5 separate regions of the Homo sapiens genome follow, and all the other regions are linked to region 1. Evidence: chromatin loops called from intact Hi-C (ENCODE). Cell type or tissue: heart left ventricle. All regions are shown on one strand. Links, peaks and the distances in the headings refer to the core of each region. The heading gives the core; the rest is flanking DNA. Region 1 overlaps PLEKHA7 (pleckstrin homology domain containing A7). Region 2 has its middle 11 kb from the start of SNORD14A. Region 3 overlaps PLEKHA7 (pleckstrin homology domain containing A7). Region 4 overlaps PLEKHA7 (pleckstrin homology domain containing A7). Region 5 holds the start of SNORD147 (small nucleolar RNA, C/D box 147).

Evidence for each region. Hi-C counts contacts between places; a loop is a spot of excess contacts. Peaks named below come from ENCODE experiments on the same cell type or tissue, not always from the same donor. Only the 100,000 strongest peaks of a DNase experiment are listed, where the experiment ranks them.
Region 2: a loop joins it to region 1, with 4 times the contacts of the local background. A loop is called at or near these places in 54 of 110 quality-filtered maps.
Region 3: it touches region 1 in a loop (9-fold over the local background); 45 of 110 quality-filtered maps call a loop at or near these places.
Region 4: it touches region 1 in a loop (2.3-fold over the local background); 27 of 110 quality-filtered maps call a loop at or near these places.
Region 5: a loop joins it to region 1, with 2.1 times the contacts of the local background. A loop is called at or near these places in 27 of 110 quality-filtered maps.

The regions. Positions count from the first base shown.
Region 1 is chr11:16,816,952-16,823,270 of GRCh38, reverse strand. It overlaps PLEKHA7 (pleckstrin homology domain containing A7), which reads left to right. Exons shown (of 27, transcript NM_001329630.2): 11 at 5,949-6,319. Among named protein-coding and RNA genes, the nearest start is that of C11orf58, 81 kb to the right of the region's middle. In heart left ventricle, for the core only: a CTCF peak has its summit at 2,853 (motif pointing left); a DNase peak (open chromatin) is centred at 2,780; H3K27ac peaks cover 525 bases.
Region 2 is chr11:17,060,170-17,066,488 of GRCh38, reverse strand. No RefSeq gene overlaps it. Among named protein-coding and RNA genes, the nearest start is that of SNORD14A, 11 kb to the left of the region's middle. In heart left ventricle, for the core only: a CTCF peak has its summit at 2,887 (motif pointing right); a DNase peak (open chromatin) is centred at 2,858.
Region 3 is chr11:16,880,128-16,886,446 of GRCh38, reverse strand. The region is part of intron 3 of PLEKHA7 (pleckstrin homology domain containing A7); the gene reads left to right. Among named protein-coding and RNA genes, the nearest start is that of SNORD147, 43 kb to the left of the region's middle. In heart left ventricle, for the core only: a CTCF peak has its summit at 3,051 (motif pointing right); a DNase peak (open chromatin) is centred at 3,136.
Region 4 is chr11:16,933,510-16,939,828 of GRCh38, reverse strand. The region is part of intron 3 of PLEKHA7 (pleckstrin homology domain containing A7); the gene reads left to right. Among named protein-coding and RNA genes, the nearest start is that of SNORD147, 11 kb to the right of the region's middle. RefSeq lists an enhancer at 3,480-3,991. In heart left ventricle, for the core only: a CTCF peak has its summit at 3,815; no DNase peak of the experiment used is centred there; H3K27ac peaks cover 2,950 bases.
Region 5 is chr11:16,922,019-16,928,337 of GRCh38, reverse strand. All of the region lies in intron 3 of PLEKHA7 (pleckstrin homology domain containing A7), which reads left to right. It overlaps SNORD147 (small nucleolar RNA, C/D box 147), which reads left to right and starts at 2,316; the gene lies at 2,316-2,400. RefSeq lists an enhancer at 3,061-3,672. In heart left ventricle, for the core only: no CTCF peak of the experiment used is centred there; DNase peaks (open chromatin) are centred at 2,557, 2,997 and 3,326; H3K4me3 peaks cover 2,646 bases; H3K27ac peaks cover 2,676 bases; H3K27me3 peaks cover 1,999 bases.

The sequences.
Region 1 (6,319 bases), core at 1,279-5,278:
ACTTTGGGAGGCCGAGGTGGTAGGATCGCTTGAGTCCAGAAGTTTGAAACCAACCTGGGCAACATAGCAAGACACCATCTCTACCAAAAAAATTTTTTTGTTTTTTAAATTATCTGGATGTGGTGGCATGCACCTGTGGTCCCAGCTACTTGGGAGGCTAAGGCGGGATAATCACTTGAGCCCATGAGTTCAAGGCTGCAATGAGTTATGATTGTACCACTGCACTCCAGCCTGGATGATAGAGCAAAAACCTGTCTCCAAAAAATAAATAAATAAATAAATAAATAATACATACATACAACTCCCTAGGTGATTCCAGTGCATGTCCACAGTCAAGAAACTGTTGCTAGGCTGCACATTGGAATCACCTGGAGAGTTTTAACATTTGGTGAGGCCTTGGTCCCCTGCGCAGAAATCTGACTCCATTGGTCTGGGTTGCAGCCTGGACATAAGGGTTTTAGGAAGCACATTTTCCCCTATCCCTCTTCCCCCAGTGATCTAATGTGCAGCCAGGACTAAGAATCCTCAACTGAGAGAGCACAGTTGCAGAGGGCCAACAACAGAACACTGAGGACCCCTAGCCTAAGGGTCAGGCAAAAGCTAAGTCACCTGAAGGAGATGAAGAGAAGATGGGGGAGGAAAACTGGAGGTTTTGTTGGGGAGAGTTTCAACTGGAAGGAGTCCAGTCAGCAGTGCACGGTGCTGCAGGTAAGGACTTCCACCTGGGCGTGGTGCCTTCTTTCCTTTTTTTTTTTTTTTTTTTTTTTTCCCCTACCAAAAGCAGACACTTGAGATGTGGTACCTTTCAAGGAGGCTGGGCACCCCTGAAGGAAAGTCCAGAACCTCACGGGTCTTTTGCTCAGTAACAGAAACCCTTTTTCCACTGAGCTGCTTGATGGGCTTAGATGGGCAAACCTGAATTACCATGCTTAACAGAGCTACAGGGTCAAAGTTAGCTCAGGACGCAGAGTAAAAGGAGGGGTTGAAATCAGTAAGACGGCATGGCCAGTGAGAAACTCTTTGTGGCAGGGGCACAGAAAAAACTTTCAAAAGCTGGGTGACTGATATGCAGTGATAAGTTGTCAGTTATGAAATGTCTCCGCATAACTGCTCCAGCAGCCTGTAAACCATGTTATTCTGCTACACACAACGGCCTGAATTTGAGAGTTGGGAGTGGGGTGTGCACCAGAGACCTAAAGGATGAGAAGTTAACAGGGAAATGAGAGGTGGGTGGGGAGGGCATAGGACTTTCCCTGGGATGCAAGATGGGGATTTGAGCCATTCTTATCTAAGGGGAAGGGAGACATCAGGTCTGTAGAGGAGAACAGCTCATTGGCTTTAGAGGTCACTGAGCACACAGTGAGAGGAATTTCATTCCAGTAGGGCAAGCAGATCTCAATGGGCTAGAAAGTGAATAAAAGTGAAGAATTGAAGGCAGAAGACAGAACAGAAAATGCTGTCAATCTTTAAGTGAGCAAAGTGTCTCAGTCTCTGATTATCCTCTTGTATTTTAAAAGGTCTGCCTCTTATAGTCCCAGATTTTTTTTTTCTTAAAGATATATTTGTAGTCTCTTACAGTTAGTCATAAATAGATCTAGGTGCTGAATAAAGGAACTCCTCCATTTTCCATTTGAAAATATATGAGATAGATATCTCTGCTTTGCATATCATCAAGACTGCTAATCTCATTAGACTGAGCACATTAAGACATTGGGAGGAAGGTTATTTGAACTGCAATATGATCCTGTATTTTTGGCTTTAAACCAACAGGGAAGTATTTCTAATTGGAGATACAAATTTCACATTAAACTTTTTTAGGATATGGTTTGTGGGAGACAGACTGACACACTCTTAGAATCTCACTGTATTTTAAGAGCTTGTTTTGAAATTTTAGGCTTTCATTTTCCCACCCTGACCTCCCAGTGTTTAAAGTAATGCATACTTGTAAAATAGAAATGTTGGGGTGAGGGATAGAGTTAGGATCAGGAGACTCAAACACTACAATAAGGAACAGAGTAGAAAATGGAAGTCCTGTGTGATTGATCTGGAAGTTAGGGTGAGGAACATCTGCTGAGTAAAGTATAATAATTTGTTGCAAAAAATGATATTGCATCTCCACATGACCATTTCTGTAATGGCTGTATCAGAATATCCTGTTTAGTGCCTGTTCAGTGACAGGGAGTCCCTGTGGCCACAGAGCATGGTATAAGGAGACCTTGAGCCCAGTTTTTGGGTAAGACCGGAGGTTAGGGGGCCAGCAAATGGATCTGCTGTTAGGGGCAAAGCTGCTCTGGAAGCACCCACTTGCTCGCATGGGGTCTATACCTCAACCACAGTACCACCTCCTCCTGTGTCCCTCCTCCATAGTTACCTTGTTTTGACCCCTAGAGCCAGGGCTCACCATTGCACTGGTACCTTGGGGTCATTCCAGAATGGCAGACTATGTGTAAATGGAGGGTACAGGTTAGAGGATGAGCTTAGGGATTTGAGGTGCAGCTAGTGGGGCAGTGGGGAGGTGAGGGTGGACTCTGACCTTCCAGGCACTGTAGGCAGGCAAGGGGAGTGAGCTGCAGAGCCAGGCAGGAAGGGCGTATGGGTGGGAGCACAGCTCTGAAATGCTTTGCATAGTTTGCATTTTGCTTCTGGCAGAATGAACAATGGTTAGTCAAGTCCTGAACTCCCCAGGGGAAGCCTCCAGCCTGGTTTCTGCCACCGCTACCACCTCTGTTTTGAGGATTCAGGCACTGCCCCGTCTCAGAGGCACATTTGTGTCTAACTTTGGGAGATCGATAGCAAACCCTGCCACCTAGTGGCAGGCCGACTCACTTGGCAGGCACGACAAGTAGGTTGAAGAGATCTTAAAATTATCTACTGTAATGGCAAAGATAGCTTTATTTGAATGACAACTATTTCAAATCCTCACAGCAATTTTCTAAGTGGTTCTTACTATCCCCATTTTGTAATAAGGAAGGTGAGACTTAGAGGGCCTGGATGATACTTGCCTGAGGTCATATAGCTAAAGTGATTAAATGAGTTGAGTTTTAAAACAATTAGAACAGTTTCTCAAACCTTACAGAGCACTAGAATCTCCTGGAGGGCTTGTTAAGACACTGATGCCTGGGCACCATCCCCAGAGTTTCTGATTAGGTAGGTCTGAGGTGGGGCTGATAACCAGCATTTTAAAAATATATCTTATTTTTAATTGACAATAATTATATGTATGGGGTAGATGTGATGTTTTAATATATGTATACATTATGAAATGATTACATCAAACCAATTGACATTCATCACCTTACCTGCTTATCCTTTTTGGTGGTAAGAACATTTAATATCTACTTTTAGTAATTTTGAAATATACATTATTATTAACCATTGTCACCATGCTGTGCAGTAGGTCACCAGAACTTATTCCTCCTAACTGAAACTTTGCATCCTTTGACCAACAGCTCTTCTTCCATCTCTCCTCTCCCTCCCAAAACCTCTGGTAACTACCTCTCTACTCTGTTCTTCTATGAGTTTGACCTTTTTAGATCCCACATATAAGTGAGGTCATACACGGTATTTGTCTTTCCATGCCTGGCTTATTTCATTAATGTGCATTTCTAACAAGTCCCCAGGTGGTGCTGATGCTGGTGGCACACAGGCCACACTTTGAGTAGTGTTGGCTTGGAACAATGTCTGGCACAATATCAGCACCAAATAAATGTTAGATAAAATTGATAGGTGAAGGCAGAGTCAGAATTGACCTCAAGCCTGTCTGACTCTAAAACTTGTTCTCTTTTTACAACATCATGCTGCCTCTCAGGCTTAGTAAAATTCCATACTTTGTCCCTTGCTTAATTTTTTTTCCTTCTCAGAAAATAAGTTGGAGGCTGGGTGCGGTGGCTCATGCCTGTAATCCCAGCACTTTGGTAGGCTGAGGGGGGCAGATCACTTGAGGCCAGGAGTTCAAGACCAGCCTGGCCAACATGGTGAAACCCCGTCTCTACTAAAAATACAAAAATTAGCCAGGCGTGGTGGTGCACACCTATAGTCCCAGCTACTCAGGAGGCTGAGGCAGGAGAATCCCTTGAACTCGGGAGGCGGAGGTTGCAGTGAGCCAAGATTGCACCGCTGCACTCCAGCCTGGGCAAAACAGCGAGACTCCAGAAGAAAATAAGATGGCGGCCAGGCATGGTGGCTCACTCCTGTAATCCCAACACTTTGGGAGGCCGAGGCGGTCAGATCACAAGGTCAGGAGATCGAGACCATCCTGGCTAACACAGTGAAACCCTGTCTCTACTAAAAATACAAAAAATTAGCCGGGTGTGGTGGCACACGCCTGTAGTCCCAGCTACTCAGGAGGCTGAGGCAGGAGAATCACTTGAACCCAGGAGGCGAAGGTTGCAGTGAGCAGAGATTGCACCACTGCACTCCAGCCTGGGCAAAAGAGCAAGACTCTGTCTCAAAAAAGAAAAAAAAGAGAGAAAAAAAAAAGAAAGAAAATAAGATGGCTAGTTGGTGTTAGTTTTTGAAGTCATATCCAGTTTTGTGTGCTGGAGTGTTTATTGAAGGGCTAATTACGCACAGGACTTTCTTAGACTGTGGACAATACCACGGTGTGAAACACAGTTCCTGTCTTTCAAGAATTTTTCACCTTGGCCTGGGAAAACATGTCTTGGAAGTATGAAAAGATCACATCAATATAGGACCTTGGAAAAGTTACAGGCAGTGTGATGACGAGGTCAAACAGAGTTGGATCACTGAGGGCTGTGGCACTACAGAAGGTCCACGTGGGGGAAGGCATGAGCCAGCATCCTAGAGAATGAGTAAGACTTGGGTAAATAGAGCAAGGGGAGACCATCCAGGCAGGGGGAGGGAAGAACAGTGTTATAAGAGTAAGAAGGGCAGGAAGGGTACACACGTTAGTGAAGGACCTTCTGTGTATCAGATGTGGGGGTTGCATTTCCTAACCTGTCTCATTGATTCCTCAGAAGAGCCTTATGAGGCAGGTAATACTATCCTCCTGTTACAAGTAAGGAAACGGAAGGTCAGAGCAGTCAGGTGAGCTGCCTAGGGTCACAAAGCCAGCAAGTGTCAAGCTTGGCTTCAAACCCAGGTTAGACTCCTTTTTCCTTTTTCCGTTGCAAGATGTTGCTAAGGTGTGGAGGAGGCTGGGACGGGACTAGGGTGAGGCTGTCAGGCACCAGCAGGTGTAGGGGTGACCCTGAGATGGAGTACTTCCTTCAGTTTTGGGCCCTAGGCATTTGGCGTGGCCCGTAGGAAGAGCAGTGAGAAAACAGCAGGCCTGCAAGGTGGGTGTTGAGGTCAGCTGCTAGCGAGCTGTGAGTACCAGGCTGAGGAGTTTAGACTTTATTTCAGAAGGGACAAGGAGCCATGGAAGTTTTTGCAGCAAGGAACTGATATGATCAGAGCACTTGACTGTGGACAAAGTGGAAACCCATTAGGAGCATCTCAGAGTTGTCTGGAGGGAGATAATTAATCAGTATCTGGACTAGAAGAGTCCAGAAAAAAGAGAACTGATGCCAACCACTTCCTTTATGAACCTCTGGAACTTGGTGCTAAGGATACCAGGCAGAGAGAAAATCTTGGTAACTTGGAGAATTGTGAGGCCTTTCCTATAAATATGCATAGCCATTGAAAGAGCTGACTGCTGGCAGCGGAGAGAGAAGGAAAAGCCAGGTTTAATCACATTGCACTCCAAGTGATGGGCATGGGGTAGCCAAGTTGTCCTGGCAGAGGAAGTTGACAGAGAAAAATGGTTTTGGAGTCGTCTGCCAAAAGGGGAAGTGACTGAAGTCCTGGATGTCGGCCTTGATCATTCTTTTGAGGTTCTTACAGGACTGTCCCACATGCCCAGCTTTGTGGGTTTACTTAGATATGTTCCCCAAAGCCTGCAGAACCCTCGCTTGGTTGCCTGACCCGTTCTTACCCTTTCTCCTCAGTCTTCCCTTGGACCAGACGCTTCCTCGCCAGGGTCCTGGCCAATCCCTGTCCTTCCCAGAAAACTACCAGACTCTTCCCAAGAGCACCCGACACCCCTCGGGGGGCTCCTCGCCACCTCCCCGAAACCTGCCAAGTGACTACAAGTATGCGCAGGACCGAGCCAGCCACCTGAAGATGTCGAGTGAAGAGCGCCGGGCGCACCGGGATGGCACCGTGTGGCAGCTCTACGAGTGGCAGCAGCGCCAGCAGTTCCGGCACGGCAGCCCCACAGCGCCCATCTGCCTTGGCTCCCCAGAGTTCACCGACCAGGGCCGGAGCAGGAGCATGCTAGAGGTGCCCCGCTCCATCTCTGTGCCTCCATCTCCCTCGG
Region 2 (6,319 bases), core at 1,313-5,312, 240 kb before region 1:
TATGAAATGTACCTCAATATATTAACATATATACAATAATTCCAGTTTTGTTAAAAAAAATTATGCACAAACATACAAATATCTAGAAAGATATCCACCAATGCTTCTTGACCAGGAGGCATTCACTGGGATACTCCCAGAAGACTTTTAAAAATAGTGATTTCTTTTCCTTTTGAGACCGAGTCTCACTCTGTTGCCCAGGCTGGAGTGCAGTGGCATTAGCTCACTGCAACCTCTGCCTCCTGGGTTCAAGTGATTCTCGTGCCTTAGCCTCCCGAGTATCTGGGACTACAGGCACCCACCACCACACCCGGCTAATTTTTCTATTTTTAGTAGAGATGGGGTTTCACCATGTTGGCCAGGCTAGTCTCGAACTCCTGACCTCAGGTGATCCTGCTGCCTCAGCCTCCCAAAGTGTTGGGATTACAGGTGTGAGCCACTGCTCCTGGCCTAAAATACTGATTTATTTATTTATTTATTTTTTTGAGACAGAGTCTCGCTCTGTTGCCCAGGCTAGAATGCAGTGGTGCAATCTCGGCTCACTGCAGTCTCCCCATTCTGGGTTCAAGCAATTCTCCTGCCTCAGCCTCCTGAGTAGCTGGGACTACAGGTGAATGCCACCATGCCTGGCTAATTTTTGTGTTTTTAGTAGAGAGGGGGTTTCATCATGTTGGCCAAGCTAGTCTGAAACTCCTGGTCTCAAGTGATCCGCCAGCCTTGGCCTCCCAAAGTGCCGGGATTACAGGTATGAGCCACCGTGCCCATCCTAAAATACTGATTCCTTCATGCCTGTAATCCCAGCACTTTGGGAGGCTGAAGTGGGAGGATCGTTTGAGTTCAGGAGTGTGAGACTAGCTTGGGCAAAATAGTAAGACTCTGTCTCAACAAAAAATAAAAAAATTAGGCCAGGTGCGGTGGCGCATACCTGTAATCCCAGCACTTTGGGAGGCCGAGGTGGGCGGATCACGAGGTAAGGAGTTCAAGACCTGCCTGGCCAATGTGGTGAAACCCCATCTCCACTAAAAATACAAAAAAATTAGCCAGGTATGGTGGCGGGCACTTGTAATCCCAGGTACTTGGGAGGCTGAGGCAGGAGAATTGCTTGAACTCAGGAGGCGGAGGTTGCAGTGAGCTGGGATTGCACCATTGCACTCCAGCCTGGGTGACAGAGCAAGACTCCATCTCAGGGGGAAAAAAAAAAAAATTACTCATGGTGGCACATGCCTATAGTCCCAGCTACTCAGGAGGCTGAGATGGGAGGATTGCTTAAGCCTGGGAGATCAAAGCTGCAGGAAGATCACTACTACACTCTAGCCTGGACCACAGAGCAAGACTCTGTCTCTGAAAAGTAAAAACAGTTTTGGTTTTTTTTTGAGACGGAGTCTTGCTCTGTGGCCCAGGCTGGAATGCAATGGCACAATCTTGGCTCACTGCAACCTCTGCCTCCCGGGTTCAAGCGATTCTTATGCCTCAACCTCCCAATTAGCTGGGATTACAGGCACATGTCGCCATGCCCAGCTAATTTTTGCATTTTTAGTAGAGAGGGGGTTTCACTATGTATGTTGCCCAGGCTGGTCTTGAATTCCTGACCTCAGGTGATCCACCCACCTCGGCCTCTCAAAGTACTGGGATTACAGGCATGAGCCACTGCACCCGGTCACTAAAAAATATTTTTTAAAAATTGATTCCTTTACTCCAGAAAGGGAAGAAGAAGAGATGGATACATAGGTAGGTAGGTAGGTAGGTAGGTAGGTAGGTAGATAGATAGATAGATAGATAGATAGATAGATAGATAGAGATTCCTGAGCTCTGTCTGGGAAAGCAGAAATCTGCTAGGATGGGGAGTGGGTTGGGAGTGGGGAACCAGACATCTGTATTTTTAAAAGGCATCTAGGATTGGGACCCCTGACTTAGAATCACAGAAGAGTAAACCAAGTAGGTACTTAATTCAGTCCTCATTTTGTGTATGGGTGAGTTAGACTCCAAGAAGGGACTTGCTCAGGGTCACACAGTGGGAGGGATGACAAGGACTAGAGTCCAGGCCTCCTGGCTCCTGGCCTAGTTGCCCTTTCCTCTTTGTTCTTGCTCCAGGTGTGAAAAGAAATTGTCTCTAGGTGGGATTATGGGATTTGTTTGAATCATTCTTTTGCATGTTTCTATTTTCTGACGTTTCTGTAAGAGTATCAGTTGCTTTTGGCACAAGATAAAAACAAAGAATAAAAGAAAGGATAAGGCCAGGTGCAGTGGCTTATGCCTGTAATCCCAGGACTTTGGGAGGCCAAGGCAGGTGGATCATTTGAGGTCAGGAGTTCAAGACCAGCCTGGGCACAGGGACATGGTGAGACCCTGTCTCTACTAAATATACAAAAATTAGTCAGGCCTGGTGGCTCATGCCTGTAATCCTAGCTACTTGGGAGGCTGAGGCAGGAGAATCGCTTGAACCCAAGAGGTGAAAGTTGCAGTGAGCTGAGATCACACCACTGCACTCTAGCCTGGACAACAGAGAGAGACTCTGTCTCAAAAAAAAAAAAAAAAAAAAGGAAGAAATAAAAGATAATTCTGTTAAAGCTATTTTACCTGGTGTCTCCTCCCCCACTTCCCTACCCTCCCTCCCTCCCCAACTACCAGCACCCCCGGGCAGTGGCACTACTTACTGTCCCATACCGCATTGCCTCTACAAAGACTGTGGCCTTTAGGGACAGTCTGGCTCAGAGTTAGGGACACACAGATCATACGTCTGAGCCAGGTCCAGGGAAGTCAGTGTACTCTGGGTACACAGATCCCCTGGGCCTGGCCCACCCAAGACTGCGTAGATGCCAGGTGGAGAGAGGCAGGCCCTAGAGTAGAGGTCCCCAGGGCACTGGCCCTTGAGCCACCAGGAAGCCCCACCAGAGGGCAGCAGAAGCCTGGTCCAGAGCTCCCATCAAGCCTCCCATGGGGATGTCACTGGGGTTCAGGGAAAGCTTCAGGGAGAATTTAGGTACTGTTCTGAAGGAGGGGAGTTGGAAAGGGTACTTTAGGTTTGTGTGAGGGCATGGCCTGTACAAAGCTAAGGAGGCAGGAATTCATGAATCAAAATGTGCCAAGGTGGGGACAAGAGAGCACTAGAATGTAAGCTCCTTGCAGGCAAGAACTGTGTCTGTTGTGTGTATGCAGCTATACTGTTAGAACAGTGCCTAGCACATGATATGTATTCCATTGATATTTATTAATCAAAGACATGAATGGGAATACTGCTGGTGGGGAGGAAATGAGGAAGAGAAAGGGCAGCAAATGTTTGGGTAGAGGACAAAAAAGAAAATAACTTTTACTTACTGAGCACCTACTCTTTGTTGGGCAATGTGCTAAATGTTTCTAAACTAAGAAAGTAGTACATGCTTAAGGTGAAAAAAATATTAAAGTTTTTTAAAATATAAAACAGGTCTTACCCGTACACCAGAACTTCTAGCCTCCTTTTCAGAAGCTAACAATGTTTTTTTGCATATTTTTCTAGAAATGTTATACACATGTTGGCCGGGCACAGTGGCTCACACGTATAATCCCAGCACTTTGGGAGGCCGAGGCAGGCAGATCACGAGGTCAGGAGTTTAAGACCAGCCTGGCCAACATAGTGAAACCCCATATCTACTAAAAATATAAAAAATTAGCCGGGCTTGGTGGCGGGCACCTGTAATCCCAGCTACTCGGGAGGCTGAGGCAGGAGAATTGCTTGAACCCAGGAGCCGGAGGTTGCAGTGAGCCGAGATTGCACCATTGCACTCCAGCCCGGGTGACAGTGCGAGACTCCATCTCACACACAAAAAAAGAAAGAAATGTTATACACATGTACCTCGGGTCACCTGCTCCCTTCCATGTCTCTCAGAACTTCCAGACACATATTCTCTTAGAGCAGCATTTTTCAAAGTGTAGTCTGGAACTTCCTTCAACGGAATCACCTGGTGGGAATATAACTTATTAAACATGCAGAATCTCTTAGCTGGGCATGGTGGTGCACACCTGTAGTCCCAGCTACTCGGGAGGTTGAGGCAGGAGGATAGTTTGAGCCTGGGAGATGGAGGCTGCAGTGGGCCGTGATCGTGTCACTGCACTCCAGCTTTAGCGACAGAGTGAGACCCTGTCTCAAAAACAAACAAACAAACAAACAAACAAGAAAAACAGAATCTCAGGCCTCATACAGAACCACACAATCAAGGGAAGGGAATCTGTATTTTAACAAACTGTAGGGAATTCTGATGCCCATTAAAGTTTGAGAAGCACTGCCTGGACTCACACAATCACTCACTGAGGAGAGGGTTCAGATAGGGATTGCATTGAATCTGTAGATTGCTTTGGGTAGTATGGACATTTTAATAATACTGATTCTTCCAATCCATGAACGTGGAATATTTTTCCATTTTTTTGGTGTCCTTTTTAGTTTCTTTCATCAGTGTTTTATGATATTCATTATAGAGATCTTTAACTTCTTTGGTTAATTCCTAGGTATTTAATTTTATTTGTGGCTATTGTAAATGGCATTACATTTTAATTTCTTTTTCCGATTGTTCATTGTTGGCATGTAGAAATGCTACTAATTTTTGTATGTCGATTTTATATCTTGCAAATTTATTGAATTTTTATCACTTCTAATAGGTTTTTTGTGGAGTCTTTAGGTTTTTTTGAAATATAAGATTATATCATCTATAAATAAGGATAATTTGACTTCTTCCATTTCAATTTGGATGCCCATTATTTCTTTCTCTTGTCTGACTGCTCTAGCTAGGACTTCCAGTACTATGTTGAGTAACAGTGATGAAAGTGGGCATCCTCATTGTGTTCTTAGAGGAAAGGCTTTCAGTATGATATTAGCTGTCTGTCACATAGGGCTTTTATTATATTAAGGTATATTCCTTCTATTCCAGTTTTTTTGAGGGTTTTTATCTTGAAGGGATGTTAAATTTTATCAAATGCTGTTTCAGCATCAATTGAAGTGATCATACTGTTTTTATTCTTCATTCTGTTGATATGATATATCACATTAATTGATTTGCATATGTTGAACCATCCTTGCATCCCAGGGACAAATCCCACTTGGTCATGATGAATGATCTTTCTAATATATTGCTGAATTTGCTTGTGTTTTTTGAGGATCTTTGCATTAATATTCATAAGAGGTACTAGCTTGTAGTTTTATTTTTTTGATGTGTCTTTGTCTTGTTTTGGTATCAGGGTCATACTAGCCTCATAGAATGAGATTGGAAGTATTCCCCCCTCTTACTATTTTTTGGAATACTTTGAGTAGAATTGGTATTAGTTTTTCTTTAAATGCTTGGTAAAATTCAGCAGGGTAGGGATCAGGTTCTGGGCTTTTCTTTGCTGGGAGACTTTTTATTACAGCTTTCAACTTGTTATCTGTTACTGATCTGTCAGATTTTGGATTTCTTCCTGGTTCAATCTTGGTGGGTTGTATCTGTCTAGGAATTTGTCCATTTATTCTAGATTTTCCAATTTATTGGCATATACTTGCTCGTAGTAGCCACTAATGATCCTTTGAATTTCTTCAGTATCAGTTATAATGTCTCCTTTTTCATTTCTGATTTTATTTATCTGAGTCTCTCTTTTTTATTTTTTATTTTTTTGAGACAGACTCTCACCCTGTTGCCCAGGCTGGAGTGCAGTGGCGTGATCTTGGCTCACTGCAACCTCTACCTTCCAGGTTCAAGCAATTCTTGTGCCTCAGCCACTTGAGTGGCTGGGACTACATGCGTGTGCCACCACACCTAGCTAATTTTCGCACTTTTAGTAGAGATGGGTTTTTACCATGTTGGCCAGGTTGGTCTTGAACTCCTGACCTCAAATGATCCACCCACCTCAGTCCCCCAAAGTGCTGGGATTATAGGCATGAGCCACCATGCCTGCCCCTTCTCTCTTTTTTTTCTTAGTCTGGCTAAAGTGTTGTCAATTTTGTTTAACTTTTCAAACAACCAACTTTTTGTTTCATTGATCTTTTGTATTGTTTTCTTTATTTCAATTTCATTTATTTCTGCTCTGATCTTCATTATTTCTTTTCTTCTACTAATTTTGCATTTGGTTTGCTCTTGCTTTTCTAGTTCTTTAAGATGCATTAGGTGTTTTTTTTTTTTTTTTTTTTTTTAACGTAGGCACTTATAGCTGTAAACTTCCCTCTTAGTATTGTTTCGGTATCTTGTGTTTCCATTATCATTTGTTTCAAGGAAATTTTAAGTTTCCTTCTTAATTTCTTCTTTGACCTACTGGCACATTCAAGAGAATGTTGTTTCTTTTTTTTTTTTTTTTTTTTTTCAGTGCTCCAAGACATCTGAAA
Region 3 (6,319 bases), core at 853-4,852, 64 kb before region 1:
GAGCCACTGCGCCCAGCAATTGTGTGCCTTTTAAGATTTCTTTTGAATACCTAGCTGAATCAATTATTTTTTTTAAATGGTGGCAACTTTTTGCAGTTGCTTTCTGGAGCAGTTTCCTTATCTATGATGTGGACAACTGTGGAGAGCTGAACTCCAGGGCCTGTGCTATAAACACCACAGTAGACTATATTTTTCAAGTTGGGAGAGGTCTGTGATCTTGTTCCAGGTGGCATCTGGTTAGATGCTTTTCTTTTCCAGGAGTCTCTGCCTACTGCCAGTGGCCTCTTTGGGTGGCCATTAGGGCTGCATCCACTGGTACCACTCTTCCTTTGGGTTCTATAGGGATAGAATTGGTGGTGGTATCTTTCTGGATTTTTCACTCTGTGGAAGAAACAGTCTGTTGGCTGGTTTGGGGTTTACCTTTTCTTTCTTTCTTTTTTTTTTTTTTCCGATGGAGTCTTGCTCTGTTGCCAGGCTGGAGTGGTGCAGTGGCGCGATCTCAGCTCACTGCAACCTCTGCCTCCTGGTTTCAAGCCATTCTCTTGCCTAAGCCTCCTTGGTGGCTGGGACTACAGGCATGCGCCACCACACCTGGCTAATTTTTTTTGTATTTTTAGTAGAGATGGGGTTTTACCATGCTGGCCAGGCTGGTCTCGAACTCCTGACCTCAAGTGATCCGCCCGCCTCGGCCTCCCAAAGTGCTGGGATTACAGATGTGAGCCACTGTGCCTGGCCGGGGTTTACCTTTCAAAAGCTCAGTTAGAGAAGGTTAAGAGTGAGTCCACTGTTGGAATAATTTTTTTTTTTTAAGATTTTTGTGACAGGGAAAATTCTGGGCCAATTTTTGTCATCTTCCTTTAGTTCTTTTTTTTCCTCCTGCCTCAGTCTCCCGAACAGCTGGGATTACAGGCTCCGCCACCACTCCCAGCTAATATATATATATTTTTTTTAGTAGAGATGAGGTTTCACTGTTTTGGCCAGGCTAGTCTCAAATTCCTGACCTCAAGTGATCCGCCCACCTCAGCCTCCCAAAGTGCTGGGATTAGAGGCATGAGCCACCACACCTGGCATCTTGCTTTAGTTTTTACTTTTACATATGAATTTTTTTTTTTTTTTTGAGATGGAGTCTCACTCTGTCGCCCAGGCTGGAGTGCAGTGGCTTGATCTTGGCTCGCTGCAACCTCTGCCACCTGATTTCAAGTGAGTCTCCTTCCTCAGCCTCCTGAGTAGCTGAGATTACAGGCATGTGCCACCACACCTGGATAATTTTTGTATTCAGGGTTTCACTATGTTGGCCAGGCTGGTCTTGAACTCCTGACCTCAAATGATCCACCTGCCATGGCCTCCCAAAGTATTGGGATTACAGGCATGAGCTACCATGGCCAGCAAGAAATCTTTATTTCTTAAAACAGATCTTCTTCATGAAAAGAAGGTCTTCTCTGGAATCAGTGATGTTGGTACAAAGTAGGAGTTACAAACTCAGACGTCTACAGAGGCTTAGCAGATAACAAAAAGGCAGCCTGTGGTGTTTATGCTCTTGAATTTGTTTTTGAAGTACTTATAACACTCTGTTTATATTTACAGAAATTTCTTTACTGTAAAAAAATTAGAAATGTTAGATGTGATGATAAATAACACTAGGTGTTCACCCTCAACACTGGGAAGCAGCAGGGAGTGTTGAGGACTGCATGGAAATAAAAAGGTCATTCTGCCTCTCCTTGGGGCCCAGAGTTGCGACAGTTTTTGTTTTTTTTTGTTTTCTAACATAAGTTCAATTTCTTTTTCTTTTTCTTTTCTTTTCTTTTCTTTTTTTAAACATAGTCTCACTCTGTTGTCCAGGCTGGAGTGCAGTGATGCAATCTCGGCTCACTGCAACCTCCGCCTCCTGGGTTCAAACAATTCTCCTGGCTCAGCCTCCTGAGTAGCTGGAATTACAGGTGCCCACCACCACACCTGGCTAATTTTTTTGTATTTTTAGTAGAAACAGGGTTTCACCATGTTGGCCAGGCTGGTCTCAAACTCCTGACCTCAGGTGATCTGCCTGCCTTGGCCTCCCAAAGTGTTGGGATTATAGGCATGAGCCACTGTGCCCAGCCTAAGCTGAAATTTTATATGAAATTTTTCTGTTTTTAAACTTTGGCTGATTTTTTACAATCTGAGTAGCTCAAATAAAACTAGTTTGGGGGACAAATTGGTTTTCAGGTCATGAATTTGAAGTCTCTGATGCATATTGGGATAGGTTGGCATATGGGATGGGCCTGTGGATCATCTCTCAAAGGACTGGAGTGGTGTGGGAGTCCTAGGGAAACCTGTGTGTGGAGGGGGCTGTTTATGTTCATCCTTGTGTATGGATATGGAGGAGTCCAAGATATATATGTAAAGTAAAAAGCAAGTTATAGAATGATATGTACAATTTTATTCTATTTGTGAATTTTTTTCTAAAAAGATATATATATAAAATTTTAAGTTCATAAAAATTTTGTAAGTGCAAAACCCGAAAAGGATATACAAGAAACTGATAAAGGTAGTTGCCCCTGGGATTGACACTGAATTGGAGGCAGGAAAAGGAACTGCTTTTTAGTTCATACCCTTCTGTAGCATGCAGTACTTAAATAATTTTTGAAAAGTAAAATGAAAAGAGCTGTTGGGAAGTATAATTCCTCTATGTTACAATTGGGGAGTGTTGCTATATATTAATACTGAAGAGTGTAAGCCTTCAGTGCTAAGAATGTTGAGGAAGGAGGAAATTAGAGTGGTCTGGCATGATTAGGAAGGGCTACTTGGAAGAGAAGGAGCCTTGAAGATTGGGCAGAAATCCTTAGGGAAAAGGACAGAAGGAGCCAAAGCCCAGAGGTAGAAAAGAAAGGATGACTTGGGGACTGGTGGGCAGTTAAAGTTGACAGAAGCCAAGAGTATCAGGAAGCAGTGAGAGATAAAGAGGCTTTAACATGAGGAGCCATGGAGGGTGTTTGGGCAGGAGATAATGGAACAAGAGCAGTGCTCCAGCATGCTTAAACTGGTAACAAGGATGAGGAAATTTGGAGACAAAGCCACAGGGTGGCAGCCTCTCATGTGGCCCCTGCTGGCTCCCAAGATAGCTGTCACTAATTCCTGCTAGGGTGTTTCCTGGTGAACAAGGATTATTTCTATATAACTGATGAATAAGCTCCTCGCATTTCCTGTTCCTCCACTCTTAAGAGTGTGAGTCTTCGAAGCTTGCCAACTTCTGCTGGTGCCCGATGTGGTTTCTCTACCTCCAAAGCCAGTGTATCTCCCAAGACATTTTGGAGGTTCTATACAGCAACTAGCCATTGACTGACATGTAGCCACTAGAAACAAGCCCACACTTTGGAGTTAGGCAGATCTGGACTTGGATTTTGACCTTGCCACTTGCTTGTTATATGATCTTAGAACGGCCCTTGACTCCTTTGGGCCTCAGTTTCCTCTTTTGTGAAATGAAGATAATATAATTTACCTTCTAGGGTGTTATGCCTTTTAGGTTGATACATAGCAAGTAGGTCTGCTTTGCTTTTCTATGACGACACCCACTCTGAACTCTGTGTGTGTGTGTGTATGTGTGTGTGTGAATATGTGTATATACATATGAAATATATATTTATATGTACTTATGACCATATCAGTCTATTCTATTGGATTATAAGCTACTATTCTGTGGGGGTGATTATGATCTAATCATTATTTTTCTCCAAAGCACTCAGAGGGCTAAGCAAATAGTTGGGCTTTAATAAGTGTTGAATGTGTGGGGTTTGTGCTCTTAAACCTAATCCAGTCTTTTTAGTGATGGACTTGTGATTAATTAGGCTGTGTCTGTAGGCTAGGGTATACCTCTTCTGTGACCAAAACAGTTCTGTCCAAGCAAATGCCCTTGTTAGGATAATATGCCAGCATGGCTTGTGAGTCATTCATTCATTCTGCTATGGCAATTCGGTATTTTGTAGGGCTTGGTGTTTAATATGATAGTTTGGGGAGCTTTCTTTAAAAATACATAAAATTGCAGAAAGCATGTAAACACATTGGTAGGGCTCTTCCTGGGGCCTGGAGGAGGCTTGTGAAAGTGAGGGGCCCTAAAGCTTGAGCTTCTTTGGTTTAACAGTAAATCATCTCCACATTTAAAGATTTATGGAACATTCACTACAGGTAGTATTAGGAGTTATGAAGGATATGGAGGTTTCTAAAAGGGAAAAGATGGATACGAGTTTTAGTAATACAGTCATCCTAAGTGGACTCAGGACAAAACCCCTTGTATTTTTTTCATTCAAATATTTGTGGAATACCTACTATGTGCCAGGCACTATGCTAAGCCCTGGAACATAGCTGTGAAAACACTAGTCTCTGCCCCATGGAGCTCATATTCAAGTGTCACCTGCACTGTGACTTGTAGAACTACGTAGCTTGCAATGAAAAGAGCCACAGTGTTGATCTTTCACTTTGGTGCCTGGTTTCTCTTTTTAACCCCTCTGCCCTTCTCGTTTTCAGACCTGTTCTGGGAGTGAGTGCCACATGGTTAAATCGGTGCTGAGAGAACCTTAGCCATCCCAAGCATTGAGGAAAGAATCATTGTTACCAGGGGGAGTGGGTTTGCTGACCTGTAACCACTCAAACCTTTCCCTGCCCTGACTGGTATGAAATATTGATAAGGAGCCATTGTTTCTTCACCAAAGATAGGCTCTGTTTTGGGGCTGATTTCAGCTCAGCATGGTAGGGCAAACCTGAATGAGCAATTTGTTCTGACTCCAGAGCTGTAGATAGGGGTGTTTCTTTATGTCCTGGTTCTAGAGGGGCAGCCAACCCCACGGTCTCAAAGAACGGAAGAATTGGATTCTAGAGACATGAAGTGCTTGCCTGGTTGATTACCTCTAGCCACTGCTCCCCTTGGCCACAGTGGGGCAGTGACTCAGAGCTGGAACTGTGTTCCTGCCTGGTTGCCAGATTTTGTGTGGGGGGTGGAGAGGAACGAGAATGAATGAGCAGGAACAAGTGGCTGCTGGATTTGTAACACCTTGGGAGGCAGCTGCTCAAGAACCGAAATTGAGAGACAGCAGGCAGGCTGGGAGTCTCCCTCCCTGTCTGACCTGAACCTAAGATTTAATAAGGTGGTGCAGCTGGGGAAGACACTATCCGAACGTGGAGCCCAAAGGGAGGGTGAGTGTGTCCCCTGCCTTTTCCGGTAAGAACAAGAAAGCAGGTTAGTCCTGTACTGGTTTCATAGGGATTCAGTTTGCTGTGGTATATTCTGATTCATGAAAGTCAAGTAATGACTGAGAGAAAGGGAGTTTTCGATGGTTGGGAGCACCTACAGTTAAATAAAAACAACCACCATCCAATGTAATTGGGCATAAATAAGACATAAGTATCATTAACTACACCTCCCTGATGTTATTACAGAGTATTTTGTTGGCAAGTGAGGTTGGGGAGGACAACTGGTCTGCCTCTGTCTCTGTGTTTGCAGTTGTGTGTAGTGTTGTTACATTTCAGTCTGTAGCTCTGTGGATGACAGTCTGAGATGAACCGCAGCATCTTAAAATGCTACAGCTGGAGGGAACATCCTGGAAACATCTCCTGCTCCAGCCTTCTCATTTTACAGTTGGGGAAACTGACTTATTTAAGTGTACTAAATGGAAGCATAAAACTGGGTGTTCTAAGATTAAAAATGTTTCACAGGACAGGTTTGAAAACTTCTATAGAATGCGGCTTTTCTCGGGCCGCAGTTTCTGAACCTGTCGGGGATGGAAGTGTGGCTGGTGGAAGGTGCCTCTTGATCTTAAACCACTTTGCCTGCCAGGTGAGTTCTTTAAATAGAAATTTAAACAGGAGGCTGGGTGCTGTGCCTTAACTCAAAGGGAAGAAAAGAAAGCGTGTTCTTGAGCCTCTGTCCTAGAGCAGGCTGAACATGCTGGAGTCTGCAATGTGGAAAAAGGCAAAACAACTCTATTGGAGTGCAGTTTTAGAGTTAGCAGAAGATAAATATAGCAGGCACTGAAGGTTGAAGTGTCTACTGTGGGCTGGGATGTTATCAGTGTTCTTTATAACAACAATGCAGAGTCGGAATTAATCTTTTCTTTACAGATAAACTCAGAAAAGCCACTAACTCGCTCAAGGTCATGCACTACCAGTGTGTGGCAGAGCTGGGATTTGAATTCCAGTTTGTGTGGCTCTGATCTGCCTGGGCTTCCTGCAGGCCTGTGTGGCCTTTCTAGATGGAGAACCTACCTGCACCCCCCATTTTACAGATGAGGAAACTGAGGCCCAGGGAGGTTGAGTAGTTGCCTGGGCTGTAGAGCTAGCTGGTAGTGACAAA
Region 4 (6,319 bases), core at 1,325-5,324, 120 kb before region 1:
CTTCATAAACTTTGCAGCAAACCAGAAATTCTCTGGCTCATTAATAGAAGGAAGGCCTTGTTGGGGTGGAGTAGGGTATGTTGCCAAGCTAATTGGTTTGGGGAACATGAGGAGAGAAAACACGAAAAAAATCAGTGGCCCTGAATGATTTACTTTGTGAGTGACAGCATCTGCATAGTTTTAAAACTAGAATCTGTGCATTGCCTGTGCAGTATTTCTTTAACTTTAAGCATTCCTGTCTCACCTCTGCATTTTTGCAATACCCGTGTAGTATTTTTCTTTAAATTGACTCAATAAAAACTAAATACGTAAATTTTTAAAATTTCCTATTATTTTAATTAATCTTCATAGCTTTTATCTATGTTGTATAGCTAATATTCATAGTATATTTTTTCTTTTTATTTTTTTTCTTTAGATAACAGAGCCTTGCTGTGTCACCCAGGCTGGAGTGCAGTGGCACGATCTCGGGTCATTGCAACCTCTGCCTGCCAGACTCAAGCAATTCTCCTGCCTCAGCCTCCCAAGTAGCTGGGGTTATAGGCGTGCACCACCACACCTGGCTAATTTTTTGTATTTTTAGTGGAGACAGGGTTTCACCATGTCGGCCAGCCTAGTCCTGAACTCTTGGCATCAAGATGATCTACCTGCTTCAGCCTCCCAAAGCGCTGGGACTATAGGAGGGAGTCACTGTGTCCAGCTTATAGTATATTTTTTCAAATGTTCTTGCCACATTGTCAAAGATCTTGGGCATCCTTAGGTATTTGCTCCATTTAGGAAGATTCTGCCTAAGAAATTCATGAATATTCCTCTAGGAGATCTTTGAATCTTCTAAAATTCAAAATTGTGTTTATTATTGTAAAAAATTGTGTTTGTGTATTTCTTTCCTGGGAAAGACAGTCCAAAGCTTTATTCAAGCAAGGACCAGAGAAGGGTAAGAGCCACAGTTTGTGGTTTCTTGAATTGTGTCTGATTATTATTTACAAAAATTTCATTTTCCCAGGAAGAGGAACATTGTTGTTGTTGTTTTTTACAAGAAATGGATGTTTTATTCCTAAAGCATTCTATTTTTTAATGAGGTGCAGATAAACTGCACATTGAAAAATGGTCTCTCCCACATCTCTTTCTCATCTCTATTCTGTTTTCGGCCTTCCAACATGTGAATGTTAATCACTATAGGAGGAAGGTGACTATTTTCTGATCCAAAAATCATGATGTATGGTCTGATTAAGGATTTTTATGTATATATCATGCCTTTCAAAGGTATAAAGGGAGAACTTCAGTTACACATTTAATGAATTTTCTTTATTAAAAGAGAAAAATTGAAAAAAAAAGTGAGGGGGGCACCTATCTTAGAATATTGAGAATGTAAGTTCACTAAATGTATTAATAGACCAGTAAATGTTTCAGAGAAAAAAATGAGCACAAGGAAAGCTACTCGTTGGGGCATAAATACATGATAAAGGGGCTATGGGAAAAAGCACCATCATTCTAGATCACACAAATCAAACAGAATGCACCATTTGTATAAATGCAGACGAAGCCACGTGTCTTTCCCTGCTTCTAGGGTAACACACCAGCAAGGGGACACAAAGGGCACCCTGTTCATTCTTTCCATCTCAACCCCTTAACCTTAGGAAGAATATTAGAACATTTGTGTTTGCATCCTGCCTCCTTCCTCTGAAGGTCCATGAACACTAGATACAATGATAAAATAGAAATAGGAATTTGAAATCAGGACTAGGGAAAATATAAGTAAGAGGAAAAGGACAAACCCAGGAGGTTGGGAAGAATACGAAGGCACTCACATTAAGGGTCTGTGTTTCTGCTGAGCTGCACATTTGACTTGGAGCTTCCTGGCAGCCAAAACAAGAAGGAAACAGGGTAAGCTTTCTGGATTTTACTGTTAGAAAAGAAAAACATCGTCTGAGTGCTGTGGCTCACACCTGTAATCCCAACACTTTGGGAGGCCGAGGCGGGTGGATCACCTGAGGTCGGGAGTTCAAGACCAGCCTGACCAACATGGAGAAACACCATCTCTACTAAAAATACAAAATTAGCCAGGCATGGTGGTGCATGCCTGTAATCCCAGCTACTCAGGAGGCTGAGGCAGGAGACTCGCTTGAACCTGGGAGGTGGAGGCTGCAGTGAGCTGAGATGGCGCCATTGCACCCCAGCTTGGGCAACAAAAGTGAAACTCCATCTAAAAAAAAAAAGAAAAGAAAAACATCCTAGTTAAGGGATAGCTAAGTGCTTCCTAGTTTGTTTCTTTAAGTTAAATTTCTTATAAACAAGGTCCTCTTCAACTTTCTTCTTTGTCTTATTCACTCCTCATTATATGGCTCCTCAGACTGGGCCAATTTCTCAATTTAGGTGGCTATGATACAGATGGTCGTATACCTCTCTTCTGTAGTGTTTATCATAGATGTACATTCTCATGTGCTTAGATGATTATTTTGAAAGCTTGTGTTCTCTACTAGACTATATACCTCATGAGACTTGGGCCATATTGTCCTCAGTGCCCAGCACAATCTTGGCACATGGTATACCCTCAATAAATATTTGTTAGAACAAATGAATAAGGCCAAAGCATTCAGGGATTTTATGTGACTGATTCTTGTAGTGTCTTCCCAGGAAATCAAGGCCCTTTCAAGCGTGCAAACTGTCTCTTGTCCAGAGAGCTTGGTGGCCATCTCCAAGCTCATTTTACTCCACGGTTATTAACAATTTGGAGATTGTTAATAACAACGACTCCAGGTTATTAACCTGCTATAAATCCAATCCTGTAATTGGTACTTGATACATGTTGCTGGTAGTCCTCAAAGATGAGGGAGACTGAGGCTCAGGGGGAGGGAAACAGCTTGCCCAAGGTCACATTGCTGGAAGGCATGCTCTTTCCTTTCTGCCTGCTGTTTCTGAGCCAGAGCTACAAGTGTCTGTGTGAGTTATGGGTTCTTATCTCTTGGCAATTAGAGCAGCTCAGCAAAGGTATTTCTGGCACAGGCCATTGCTGCTTTCTGACAGCTGCTACATTCCAATATCGCCTGAGTTTAGGGAAAAGAAAGCCCACACCTGGGGTTGGCAAAGATAGTCTCAGAACTCATTTTCCCTGGTTTCTGCACATGGTGAATGTGTTTATTGTTCTTGTCACACTGTCTCCTGAAGTGCAGATGCATTAAAGTTGAATATTATTTTCATAAAAGCCACTGGAGAGAAAGGGAGAGAAGAGGCATGATTCGGGTGTCTCCAGGAATATAATTGGATTTGCCCAATGATTGGGAGAGTGGAGGTGGGAAATGACAACATGCCAGGAAGTACATTTGATGGTGCTTTTGATTCCAAATTTGTTAGGCATGTGTTTTTAATTGCTTTGTCCCTGTTGTCATTATTCTAATAGAGACCTGATTTTTTTTTTTTTTTTTTTTTTTTTGAGACAGAGTCTCACGCTATTTCCCAGGCTGGAGTACAATAGCATAAGCTCGGCTCCCTGCAACCTCCGCCTCCCGGGTTCAAGCAATTCTCCTGCCTCAGCCTCCCGAGTAGCTGGGATTACAGGCACCTGCCACCACGCCTGGCTCATTTTTTGTATTTTTTAGTAGAGACAGGGTTTCACTATGTTGGCCAGGCTGGTCTTGAACTCCTGACCCTGTGATCCGCCCACCTCGGCCTCCCAAGGTGCTGGGATTACAGGCATGAGCCACTGTGCCCTGCAGAGACCTGATTTTTCAAAAGGGGTTCATTATCATATTAAACTTTCTCTATTCAGCAAGGTTGGCAAATGGGATGTTCTCCTGGCTCAGTGTTGCCACCTACCGTGTGCTGCATAGATTGTCAGTCTTCAAAATATTAGAAGGCAGTAAAACACATTTCAAACTGCAACAAGGCATAATTTGATCCGTCTGTTCTTCCACAAGGTTGCAAGTCTTCAGGGTGAACATTATAAGCATCTGTCATCACTGTGTGCTCTTGGAGTGCCAAGATACTGGTTATAGTGAATTCTGGTGATAAAAAAAATGCTAGACAAAAATACCACTTTTTCTTTGGTCCCTTGAGAATGAGCCTCAAAAACATGTGCTGCTTGCACATGGGGATCTGAATAATTGCAACATTCAGGATTATGTAGAGAGAGTATCCCTGAAGAAGGCACTTAGGGTGGTGTTTGCAAATGTCACAAGGCTTTCAGTTCTATCTTTGGCCCCCTAGTCTCAGTAAGGATTTTGGCTCATATCAGTGATTTGGAAAACCTAATAACTTTTATGTCTCCAAAGTTGTGTTTCCAGACTGCTGGCTATTTCATATTTTAAAGCATGTTTCTACCTTTAAAAGGACACCAGAGAATAGCAGTGGGCACTGACATGCCTTTACCCCTCCCCACACTAGAAAAGGACCGACACATTTAATCTTTTTTTTGAGACGGAGTCTCACTCTGTCACCCAGGCTGGAGTGCAATGGCACGATCTTGGCTCACTGCAACGGGTTCAAGCGATTCTTCTGCCTCAACCTCCCGAGTAGCTGGGATTACAGGCATATGCCACCATGCCCAGCTAATGTTGTATTTTTGTGGAGACGGGGTGTCACCATATTGGCTAGGCTGGGCTTGAACTTCTGACCTCAGTTGATCTGCCTGCCTTGTCCTCCCAAAGTGCTGGGATTACAGGCGTGAGCCACCATGCCCAGCCTCACATTCGATATTTATTTGTGGATAGATTTAGGTTCTTTTTCCCAATTTCCCCACAGTAGCTTTGACAAGTCTTATTTGGAAGAAGTAACACAGTTACTGAACTGGCGTCTTGTTCCTAGTTTGAATGGTAAGAGCCAGAAAATCGCCCATTCACATGTAGTACATTAAGATTTCACCTACTTTCCCCAGAAATTATTGTTTAGGCAATTAGGGACAGAAAAGTATGAAAAATACAGGTGCTAATTATAACCAGACTCTTTTTTTTACTGTAAGAGATAAAAATTTCAAAGTATTTTACATATTAATTAGGATATTTCCTCCCCTTAACCTCTAATTAATATCCACAGTAAACAACCTTTATTAATTACATGAATCTGAACATTTAATATCCAGGAATATGAAGACCATACACTGAGTATTCATTTATTGCTTATCCTGTTCCACAGTGGATTTGAGGTAACTTATGGGAAAAGGGTGAAATATGGATAACAAAATAAAACAATCAGGATCAATAGGAATATAAATTATATTAGGAGATTAAGCCTAAGGAGACAAGGAGAATGGCAATAGCCTGGTACTGTTTCTGTTTAGGTAAAAAGCCAGTTCATTGGACAAGTTGATGTAGCCATTTTTTAAAAAGCGACTTGGAAGCTACTCTGGGTTTTGGAAAGCTCTGTGTAAACATGGGCTGCTTCATGTTCCTGACATTTCAGCTGAACTTTGAAAATTGCTTTTTTTTTCCCCTCCAAACCTCTACCTGACCCCCAGCACACACCCACTTCATCTGAGCCAAGGAGGTGTCAATTCTAAAAGTATTTTATCAAGCGAGGTTGGCATTTTTCTGGAAATGCTGTAGCCTGAGTGCCAGCAGGGCATTTGGGAAGCTTATTTTGGAAACCCTTTCATTATCATGGCACTCAGGCCCTTATAAGTGGTTCCAGGACCTCATACCCTGATGGGCTGCAGTGATAGGAGGACCAAAAAAGGGAGTGTTGAAGTGGAAGGGGACGGTGAAGTCCTCTTCTCCCAAGCCGGCAGGAGGCACGATAACTTATCTTTCTTCCACGTCTCCTGTCTCCAGCCTCTCCTCCAGGACCAGAGGGCTTCCTGTTGCTTTCTGGAGGCCTGGTTTGCTGGAGGTCATCCTGAAAGAATGCTGCTCAGATAGGCTCCCAGGAAGCTGATGCAGAGGATGGGGCTGGGAGGCAGACTTTGCTGGATCACAGAGGGTTGCCTGGGCAGCGTGCTCTCAGCCTTGAACAAGTTACAATCTTGTGCTGCGATTTGGCTCTGCTCTTGCTTGTTACAAGCCACTGAAGGTCTCTAGCTGGGAGAGCCACTTTCTCCCTATACCCAGGAAGGATTCACAAGACCATGAGATGCCACTGATTACATCTTCTGCCCCCTCCCTGAATGGAGACCACCATAGCTCACTGGCTTTGTGACTTTTCCTCTTGGACGTTTAATCAACATGTCAAACTAACATGTCCAAAATAGAGTTCTTGATCAATTTTAACACCTCTCCTCCCCTTTGACTTGTACTTCTCCCAGGCTTATTCATTTCAGGAAACAGTGCTGGCATCCACTCAGTTGCTCAAACCAAAACGCTGGAAGTCTTGTTTTTCTCTTTCCTTCTCTCCA
Region 5 (6,319 bases), core at 830-4,829, 110 kb before region 1:
TTCATTCTGTTTTTTTGTTTTTGTTTTTGAGACAAAGTCTCACTCCGTCACCCAGGCTGGAGTGCAGTGGTGCAATCATAGCTCGCTGCAACCTCAAGCTCCTGGGCTCAAGAGATCCTCCCACCTCAGCAATGCCCAAAGTGCTAGGATTACAGGCGTGAACCGTCACATTCTGTTTTAATGTTAAGGTTCTTCTATACTTTAATATGGGTTGATAAATTTACTTGTTGTGAGGATGACATGCCATAGTGGCATCACATTTTACCTCAGATAGTAGGTTCTGAGTCAACCAGTAAGAAAAATAAACACAGGTGCTTACCACCTCCCTCCCCAACAGACCCCCCCTTCCCCCTCCACACACAATTGGGATGATTTGTTTTGTAACATTTTGTTTTATTCAACAGTAAGTATTTAAAATATCATTTTAAAAGTTGTATGTATTCCATCGTAAGCATGTACCACAGTTTATTAACCAATTTCCTGTCGTACAATTAGATCATTTCCAATTACTTGCTCTTATAAAAATGATGAGATGAACATCCTTGCGGATAAATCTTTGTGCTCATCCACAATGAAGTATTCTGGATAAATTCTTGGTTGCGGAATTGATGGTTCACAGGATATGAGCATTTTAAAGCCTTTTAATTCATATTGCCAAATTGTCCCCAAGGTCATTGCATGCTTCCTTCAAAGTGTCTTCTTGCCAACATTACTGGAAGTTATTATTCAAAGGAGTCTTGCATAGCATGCCTTTTTTGTTTTTTTGGATGACCCAGGGCTTCTATTCATTGTCTGGCCAATTTATCCTGGAAAGAGTACATGAAACGAGGCTAGAGATGATAAGTGCTGGTGGCTGGGTTGTGGGGGAGGGTGGGGAAAGATAACAGAAGGGTGGGCTTTGGAGGCCATTTCTTTACTCTGGCCTCCAAGCTATCTTCAGCAGACATCTAAAAACAGAATATTGCTTAATACTTAAAGGGCATATATAGTTTTAAAAAGCGTATTCACTATTATAATTTTTGATTTGGAAAATAATTTGGTCACCATAGAAGAATGGGAATGGCATTTGTATATTTATCCAAAAGGAAGTATGGTTTAAAAAAATATATGGAGAAACAATGTCCTAATCCAACCTCTCATTTTATTTTTATTTTGTTTTGAGACAAGATCTCGCTTTGTCACCCAGGATGGAGTGCATCACAGATCACCGCAGTCTCAAATTCCTGGGCTCAAGCCATTCCCTCCCTGCCCCCACCCCCGCCTCAGCCTCCTGACTAGCTATGGCTGCGGGCTAGCGCTACCACGCCTGACCCAACCTCTTATTTTAGATAGAGACACTGATACCAGAGAGTGGAAGGGATTTCTGTATGGCCACACAGCAAATTGATGACTGAGTTGGAGCCTCAAGTGAAGGTTCCCAAATTCCTGTACAGCGCTCTTTTGCAGAGGTAGGACAGCCATGGATCAGGGAGAGATGAGAAAACAGACATAAGGGCCTCTTTGGACAGATAGCCAGGCTCTCTTCTAGGGCCTGGGAGCCACCCTATGCCCCACCTGGATAAAAGCCCAGATGTGCCTAGCATGGCATTTCCACTTCTGCCTAATCATCTCCACCTGTGAATGGAAGCAAGCTTACACTTTAATACCCAGTGGTTTTGCCTGAACTTTCCCACTCACTGGGTAACGTCTCAGCTTTGTCAAGTATCACTTCGTCAGGGATCCTTTCTTGACTGCCAAGACTTAAGGCTCCCTGGTGCATTCTTATAACACCTCTGTAATCCCCTCGCAACAATGGTAATTACCTTGTTCTGTATTTAATATAGGTCTCCCTGACTAGAGTAGAAGCACTGTGAGTGTAGGAAGATTATCTGTTGCTCCTGGCATATACTAACCCTTAAATGTTTGCATGTGTGAATATTTGGACGGGTGCTAATGAATGAATTAGAAGTGTGTGTGGGCTGCTGAGAGGTGCTGTAGTTCTGATTGCCTGCAGGACCAGGAGAGTGATCCCTTATTGCCAAGGGCATTGAGAAAAGAGAGAAAGAAAAGAGACATAGTTGAGGTTGCGAGGGCAGAGACAAGCCAGAGGGTATGGTCTCCTTCGCTGGGTGCCTGATAGCGGCCTCCTGGGCGATGAGGTCGCAGTCACATCCAACCAAGTCTTCATTCCTGGCTTGTCAGAATCCGTTCCCGCAATTTACCAGGGATTGTTAGAAGACTCCTTGAATCATTGTGGGGAAGAGCATTCAAGGTCAGGACTCTTGGAGGGGAGACGACAGCAACCCGGGTCTCCTGCAGCCTGGTCTTCCCAGCCGATGGGCACTTGCGGCAACGGATGACAGGTCTGCTGGTGTCTGGCTAGACGCCAGAACAGCGCAGTTCTGAGGCCGCAGGTCCTGCCCCTCCGCCCTTTTCCCTCCCCCTCCTCAGCCTCTCTACCCCTCCCACTTGCAGCATCCTCTACGAGGAAAGGAATGTGCTGGGCTCGGACGCGCCGTCCTGGCCGAACGGCAGCACCTGGGGCGCGCTCTGGACCGCTGGGGTCCGCTGTCTGGCGCTGCGCCACGTGCTTTGATCGGTGCTGATGTCAAGTGGGTGTGGGCTCCTCGGAAAGGCCCCGGCGAGGAGGAGGAGGGCGCGCGATGCGCCGCGGGCGAGCTGAGGCCCCGGCGCGCTCCGTAGCCCAGCGCCGCTGACCGGTGGCCCGCCCGGGCTCGCGAAGCAGTCGCATGGAGCCGCGGAGCTGTCCTCCCTGGGACGCGTGCCCCGCCACGCTGGGGGTCTGGCAGGAGCGACCAAGGGGGGCCTGCAGGTGTGTGTGCGCGCTGTAACTTTCGGGGGGTCTGCGGGTTGTCGAGCCGACAGGGCGCAGGGTGCACGGGCTCCTTTTGGGGGTGCTTTGTGTCTGGGCGCGGGCGTGACTGGAGCCGGCTAGTCCCCGGCCAGCCATGAGCGAGGGAGCCGTAGCTGGCCGCTGGAGTTTCTGCAAGAGAATTCATTGAGCCGGCGCCCGGCTTTGGGTTACTCCTCGGGAAGGACGCCAAGGGAGCCGTTGTTGTTTTTAAAAATCGGGTCTCCAAGTACAGACTGCGTTCTTGTTAACAGGATTACCTCAGCAGCAGAGAGCGCCGCTTCCCAAAATCGGCTGTGGTTGGGGACCCCACGGCCCCGCAGGCGTGCGGGCTGCGGGGACAGCAACTGGCCAGCAGTGGAGAGGGTGGGGACCGGGAGGTGGGCAAAGGCGACCCCGCCAAGCGTTCCGCCAAGTGTGCAGGGGCGCCTGCCCTTCCTCTACACCCACACTTGCCAGGAGCCGGCTACGGAGGAGGTAAGGGGTCAGCTTCTCGCCTGTGACAGCTCTGGTTTCAGACACACCTTCCCGGAGGAATGCAGAGGCTTTGTTCCAGGCGCCCGTCCCAGCCCCGAGCCCTGAAGCCCGCGGGCATAGGGCTGGGACTCCGGTGCCATTACTCATCTTTTATGGCAACGCCGGCAAGCTCCTAGGTAGGCAAGTTAATTATTAATGTGTCTAAGCTGGAGAGAGGAAATCTGAAAATGAGATTGGTGGGTTGCAGGCCTCCCCCTTTCTTTTTTGGCTTTGGCAAGGCAAGGTTTAAGCCCAAGGTGTTGCAGTCTATTTCCCTAGAAGGATAAGGGCATTCCCCCAAGGCACCAGCACTGCCCCCGAAGGGTTCCCCTTTCGTTGTCGGTGGGACAGCCCCATCTCCTCCCAGAGGGCAGAAAGGGTGCATCCCTCAGTTTTTAATCTACTTTAGAACCCGTCTGTACCCCTCCTCCTTTGCCTTCCTAAATGCATCTCACTCCCATCCCCTTCCTCAAGGCAGCTTCCAGACCAGGTGTAGGAGACCTGAGTCCTCTCAGCAGGTAGAGTCTGAAACATTCTGAAAAATAGAAAAATGTTGCCCTGTCCCAGCCATGGTGCCTGAAAACCTCCTTGCGTGCTCCGCCAGTGCCCTCGGGTGTATTTTCAGGCCTGGGGGCTGTGGGCAGAGGAAGAGGTGTCTGTCAGGTGTCACCTGACTTGTCTCTCCCAGGCCCCTCAGTAGGAGGGGAGCAGAAAGGTCCAGGTGGGAAATAGAGAAGGTGGAGTGAGGCTCCTCCCTCAGGCAGTTTCAGTTTCCCTCCTGTCCTTATCAGAGAGAGGGTGGGTCTAAGACTGATAGTTGTACAAGGTGTCCTGTTTGTGTGCTGGGGTATTTCTGGGTGGGGCCCTAATGAGTGGGAGTGGAAGGGCCCAGCCTTAAATGGAGGGCTGTGGACCAGGCTGGGCTCTGGGGAGGTGGGAGGGACGGGGGTTGGTTAGAGACAGACCTGAGGAGATTTTTTACCCCAGCCAGGGCCTTAGAATAGTTGTGAAACTCAGCCTTCCTGGTAGCATTGTGCCTTAGAGACCTGGGAAGCTATGTGCTGGCTTAGGATAGAGTTTTCAGTCCTGTTAACGGAAGGGTGGAAGGACTGGACTGTAGAGTAAGTGCGATGAGGAAGATGAGCATGTCTTGGAAGTTGACATTCTGGGGAGTGCAAGAGGCGGCTGAGTTTATGTAAGGCGGGGAGGGGCAAAGGCAAGAAGTGTGGGGAATAGGGTGGGCTTACTGCAGGCAAGGAGCGCAGGAAGGCAGATTTTAGCACTGGGTGTGGGCTGTGTATCAGAGAGGTGCTTCCAGACAGGCTGCTGTGCTCCCTCCCCCTCCTCCCAATTTTCTATCCCCTTTCTCAGTGACTTGGTTTGCTGAGTTCGCCTGCCTCTCTGCTCTGCTCTCCATGGGCTGGGCTGCTCCAGTCCCTACCTCACTCCAGCCTTCCAGGGAGAAAATGAGTGAAGGAAGGCTTGACTTTAAAGAGGCTGTTGACTCTGAAACCCTGGTTTGTTGGGGAATCAGTGCCACCTGCCCTGCCACCTGGGTTTGCGGTGTGTACACTCCATGGCAGCCCTCCCCTAACACACAGGGCTCTTGCTTGTAGAGTGCCACCTTCTCCAACCCTGCCCTGAGCTGCTGGTACTCTGTGAGTTGAGGATTTGAAGATGGCCTTGATTAGGAACAAGGTTTTTCTATTATGAAAAGTCTGCTCAAGCCAGCCGTCTAACGTCTCACCTTTTGGCCTGCTGGCCATGGCTGCATATTTGTGGATAATGGCCCAGCCAAGATGGCCTGGGGCAGCTACTACCCAAAGTGATTCCCGGAAAGAGTAGGTGGGTAGCGGGGTCCCTAGGGCACTGAGAGTGAGAGGGCATCAGAGGTTATAGGTTAGGGGGAAAGTGAGGCAGGTATCAGACTGTGGAATGGTGGGGTGAGGATGTCATGGTCACTATGGATTGTGAGGTCAGAGGACTGAGTAGGGCTAGCTTGGAAATTCCCCATGTGTCTTGCTCCTAATGTCTGCACTGGATGGAGCAGGCTATGGTGAGTCCAACATCAGTGGAGGCCTCTGTCCTGGGGCCTGACTCCCCTTGCTCTCAGGGGAAAGGGGCAGCCTGTCTCTCCTCTGCACCAGCTCCTTAGCTTGTCTTCTCTCTTCCCTCTTAAAAGAGGTACTTGGTTGATGGTGGTTACTGAGTTCCTCAGTAGCAGCTGTGGCAGGGAGCCTTTACCTGGGATGGGTGGCAGGAGAAGCTCCCTAGGCTAAGAGAAGGGTGCTCTGATGGTTTGTTCTGACTCAGGCAAGATCGGGAGGAGAAATAGACTAAAGACCCTGGCAGCACTTGCAGTCTTGGTTTGCAAAAGCACAAAGTTCCAACCTAGGGTTTGTACTATATCTGGTGAAGGGAAAAGAAGCCAGTGTTCCAGGCCTATACCCTGTGAGTACCCAGGAATGAGGGGAGAGAGAATGAGGGGTTAATTGAAGCAGTGTGGCAATTTCTTTGGAGGCTTGGGCTCAAATTCAGTCTCTGCTACTTACTAGCTTTGTGTCCTTCAGCTTCTCTGAGTCTCAGTTTCTTTGCCTATTTGTTAAGTAGGGACAAGGCCACTCCCCCATCCTCAGGACAATTGTGAGAATTGTATGAGATGATTGTAAAGGATTTAATGCAGTACTTACCAATTGATAGCTATTATTTTTCATTAATTAAGGCAGCTAGAGAGTCCTTGGATCATTAGCTGAGAGGTTTTTTTGTTTTGTTTTTTAAATGTAGAAAATAAGAATGTATTTTGTGCTGCTACCAGAGGCCATACCTGGGCTCCTAGGTTCAGATGAGACAACTGTCCTAGAAGGGTTTCATCTGACTTCCATATCAAACCTGTTTCCAGCCTCCAGATATTCAAAGAGGCCTTGGAGAACCCTGAATCTCTGACGCAGGCAT